2 separate regions of the Mus musculus genome follow, and region 1 is linked to region 2. The links are chromatin loops, found by intact Hi-C in ENCODE. Cell type or tissue: left cerebral cortex. All regions are shown on one strand.

Region 1 (2,500 bases), 210 kb after region 2:
TAAATTGTGTATTCAGAAAGCGCACTGCTGTCTCCTGAGAGGCTCTGCTGCAGCCTGACAAATGCAGAGGCAAATGCTTGCACCAAACCATTGGAGTGAGCACGGGGTCACCAATAGAGCAGTTAGAGAAAGGAGCTGAAGGAGTTTGCAACCCCATAGGAAGAACAACAATATCAACCAACCAGAAGCCCCAGTGCTCCCAGACACTAAACCACCAACCAAAGAATACGCATGAAGGGACCCGTGGCTCCAGCCACTTATGTAGCAAAGGATGGCATTTCTTGGCATCAAAAGGATAAGTCCTTGGTCCTGGGAAGGCTGGATTCCCTAGTGTAAAGGAATGCCAGGACTGGGAGGTTGTAGTGGGTGGGTAAGTTGGGGAGCACCCTCATAGCAGTAGAGGGAGGGGGATAGGATAGGAGTTTTCTGGAGGGGAAACTGGGAAAGGGGATAACATTTAAAATATAAATAAATGACATATGAGAGAGAGAGAGAGAGAGAGAGAGAGAGAGAGAGAGAGAGAGCTCTTCAGAGCTTTCTGGCAGTTGCTTGTATGAAGTGTTATCATTTTTTCATGTCTAGACATACAAATATGGTGGTTCTGGCCTGCAATCCCAGAACTAGGTTGGCTGAGGGAGGGGCCCTATGAATTTTATGATAGCCTTGGCAACCTAGTGAGTTCTATGCCAGCCTTAGCTACATGGTCTGAGGTATTTTAAAGGCATCTTGTTAATGGTGAAAAAAATCTTAGCATTTCTTGATGGGGGAATTGAAGGAATTGTTTCTTTAGACCATGAAATCTTACTATTTTCCAGAGATAAGGGCTATGTATGGTAGGATCTATGGTCTGTCTTAATGATACAATGACAGAAAATTTCACTTCAAATTTCAGTTCCTGTAGTAAGCACCCATTTTCTACGTTTATGTTGAGGATTAGGGATAGCTGTGAAAGGAGTTCTTAGGTACAAATATATCCCAAGACCAGCATTCACTTTTATTTACAGGAAAACCCTGAGTTATCACATGGTTTACTCAGTGCTTAGGACAAAAACCTACCCTTGTGTGTGTGCGTGTGCGCGCGCGCATGCCTCTATTGCACAGGTGATACTATCTGTCACCCTTTCAATGCAGCCTTTTGCTTTCTCTGGCATTAATTGTTCTCTGTTTCCCGGGAGTCCTCTGGCAAGAGAGCTGTAGTCAAGTTAAACTGAGAACTAGAGACTCACTGACTTGTTTGTGTGTGCTCTCACCTGGCTTTCTGTAAAGCTCTAATAGCACAAAGAGGTGGTCTTGGCTTGTTAATAATTAATAGCACCCGGTGCAAATGAAGCGCTTCTGTCATAGGGCTTTGTCAGTGAGGTCATGGTACAATAGGGCTTGCAAGTTCTGTAAGCATGTGTGGTATTTGCATATGTCAGAACAGACCATGCATGCCAACAGCACAAACACTTCGCAGCTGCTGCTGTTTAGTCCCATGCTAACACTCCAAAGTACAGGACTCCTGCATTAATTGCCCAGTTCCATCCCGGCTGTTGATGTGCTTTCCACGGGAGCTTTCCCTAAGTGCTCGGTGGCAAATAAACTGCTAATGACTTCGCTTATCCCAGCTACCCTTTTAAAGAAATCTACAACATCCACATAGATTAATGATTCCCCTGTTTAGCGGTGTGTCTTGTGACTAGGTTTGCATAGAAGCAGTATCAATTAAGTAGCAATTATCTGCAAAGTGGAAAAAAAGAGAGAAAATATAAATAAGTAATGAGGCCGATGCTAAAATCTCTGAGAAAAACGTATTGAACTCTGAGGCAAGGGCACCGACTAGTGAACAGTTTTTACCTTGTCTCCCACCTGAAACCTATAAAGAACTTGTGAAAACCAGAAAAAGATGGGTCGTAAAGTTTCATATACAAGTTTTTGAAAGCTCTGATTTCATGGTTTATCCTATTTTGAATAATAAATGATATAAACCAAAAAGGAGAGAGATCCAAATTACTTTAAAGGTTATACAATCAGAATAAATTAAAACTAGTCTCTGTTACAAAAAAAGACTTGAATAAAACACCCCAGATCTTTGTCTTTATAATGGAGATCTCAGAGTCTCAATTTATCTCCCTGGTTTTATCAAGCAATGCTTTTTATCAGTATCTTTCAAGATTTACCTGGAAAATTCTTCATTATCTGGTTACAAACCAACGAACCAACCAAAACAAAACAAGCAACCCCCCTCAAATAAGCAAACAAACAAACAAACAAAATCTCTGGTATTTCTGAAGCTATAAAGGTATCCAAGCTGGTAGGATTTATAAATGGCTCACGAACTCTATATTTGTGTGTTTTATCTTGTCCTATGATAGCCAGGTAGAGTCTTTGAACTCAGTCTTCCTTAAAGAAATACACCTCAAGACAAAACTCCATTCAAGACAATGGAACAAGAAAACTAGAGCCAGGAGTTCTGCCCTTGTCAACCAAGACAATTTTGATCTCATTTTCCAAGACTAAA
Region 2 (2,500 bases):
TCAAATAACACTTTACCCACCTAGCTATTGGGAACTGACATTTAATTAGTGAATGACAAGCAAGGAATAGCAAGGCGACATGAGGAACTTTGGAACAAAGCAGAATTGTTTTTTTTTTTTTTCTTTGTGGCTTCTGTTTGCACAATTTTGTGTTGCCTTTTACTAAACCATTACAGCATTCCTGAGAGGAAGATGGGTGACAAGAACTAGTTATACTTTTCCCTTGTGGCCTAACAAGGAACAATTGACAATTGGTTTATAATAAAGTAAAAATTTCTTGGGTAAACTCTACAACTCTGCTAAAAATTATCTTCTGTATGAATGCTATTAAATTTGCTCATCTTTATTATTACAATTAGTCAGCTATAAGCTGACCCTAGGATGACAGAGAAGGCAAAATAATCTTTCCATACTGTATGGTTAGTTCTCTCTTCTCTTGACCTTAGTTTTCTTCCAAAGTATTGCCTTGTTTCCTGATTTTTTTCTACATTTATTATTTTTTCTATTATTTCTATTTATTCTTTGGGATGATTCATTGAAGGATCCTACAATGGAAACTAGTGTGTGGATTACAGTTATATTACCATTGAACTACCCACATTGACACACACACACACACACACACACACACACACACACACACACACACACACACATATATATATATATTCGTTGGGAATAATTTCTAGCCATGTTAAAAAAAAAACTATAAGACACTATAATACAGAGAGAAAAATTTCAATACAGCAGGAAAATGAATCAAGAATAATGTAAGGAAAATTACTGGATGGTATTTCCTTGTTGTGGTTTGGGGTCATAAGTTTCTCCCATGAAGGAGTTACCCTTTTAAGGAGCAAGGTGCAGTAGTCACTGAATCATTGAATCAACCAGAATTAAGCCCAGATAATGCACTAAGCACTGTCCTTGGACATAGATATCAGGTGGTATTAAAACAAATGAACCTGTCTCTCCTCATGGAGAGTAAATTCCAATGGGAAAGATAGACAGTAGCTATGATAAGTAAGATGCTCACTAGGTAGACTGCTGATGTAGTCCTAGGAGAACAACAAAGCACAGCATGGCATATAAAGTATTCTTGTGATTCCCAGGCAGGAAGATTATCTTTTGGTATATGTTACATGAAGCAAGGAAAAGAGTCTTCTGGGAGAAGATAATTCAGGCGCCGGAAGCAGTCAATGGCACCGATAAGCTCATAAGGATAAAAGAAAAGACATTTCAGAATAAATAAAGACCTGAAATGGCTTCTTCAACAATTTTGTTGTCAGGTGACATGCTCATCTCCGGTACTCCATCATTCTGCTTTTGATTCCATATCTCCAGAAATAGATTCCTTTGTCACCTTTGGTGACTCTCTAGCTCTCAGCCAATAACCTTGATTTCCAGGTCTCATACTTTGTGGTAAATTCTATCAGGGTATAATGGGTGCCCTTATCCTTATCTTAGATTGAGTCTTTATTAGTCCTCTAGATGACAGCAATAGCTTTTCTCAATCAACTGTTACTCTCACCTCAATCCAGTGGCTCCACACATCCCTGTATAGCATTATTGAGGTCTATAGATCTGTACAGCCATTCTCACTGTGTTATGTGGAAAGGCATGCACAGGAAACTGGCATTGTTCTTGCTGCCACATGGTGTTGCTCAATATGTAGCTCTTACATGGGTTCTCTTTCTTGTTGCTGTGGCAAAATGCTTGCCAAGAAGCTACTTAGTTTTGGTTTGTGTATTGATGGGATGCAGTCTGTAGGAGGTGGGAAGGGAAGCAAGGCCAATCTGGAGAAGCTCTCAGCAGTGATGTCATGAGCAGGGTCCTCCTTGAGTTTTAGGAACCAGGAAGCAGAGACATATAGATAGTGGCCCAGGTTATTAGGTTCAGTGTTTATTTTCCCATTCTTTTATGCAGTGTCCACCTCCTGATTGTTCAACAACCTCTGAAATAGTTATCCAAACTGGAAACAAAGTGTTAACACTTGTTCACAAGTGGGAATAGTTTATATCCACACCAAAGCATCCTTTTTGAGCTGAAACAGTTCTAGCGCAGCTATGTGGCCGTTATCCAGATGACTGCACAGCTTAACAAAGTAAGAATAATATCATTGCTCCAGAGGACTAGTAGGCTTTATTATTGTTGCTTCGGTATTCCTACTATGCTAGTCTCAATAGTGTTAGGTGAATTCCGTCTCCACAGAGATGTATATTTGAATATGAAGCCATTAAACAGTAAAAACCTTTACTTTTATACCTTTCAATGTTTTCCACTATACTTGTGTTACTTGCAGGATTTTCTAACAGAGGTTTCCCTAAAAACTGTTTTTCAGTCTAACTGGATGTCTACATGTTGGAGAATGCAATTAAATCCATATTCATCACCCTGTACAAAAACTGTGGCCCGTGCCACACATGGAATATGTTCTTCTAGCTGAACTCCCTTGTCTGGCCTCAGTGGGAGGGGATGCACCTAAACTTTCAGAGACTTGATG

The links. Hi-C counts contacts between places; a loop is a spot of excess contacts. Peaks named below come from ENCODE experiments on the same cell type or tissue, not always from the same donor. Only the 100,000 strongest peaks of a DNase experiment are listed, where the experiment ranks them.
Region 1: it touches region 2 in a loop (2.7-fold over the local background); 2 of 42 quality-filtered maps call a loop at or near these places.

What each region holds. Positions count from the first base shown.
Region 1 is chr6:14,599,675-14,602,174 of GRCm38, reverse strand. No RefSeq gene overlaps it. Among named protein-coding and RNA genes, the nearest start is that of Gm38768, 7.5 kb to the left of the region's middle. In left cerebral cortex, no CTCF peak of the experiment used is centred here; a DNase peak (open chromatin) is centred at 1,420.
Region 2 is chr6:14,813,884-14,816,383 of GRCm38, reverse strand. The region is part of intron 2 of Gm36300 (a long non-coding RNA gene); the gene reads left to right. Among named protein-coding and RNA genes, the nearest start is that of Gm36300, 6.9 kb to the left of the region's middle. In left cerebral cortex, no CTCF peak of the experiment used is centred here; no DNase peak of the experiment used is centred here.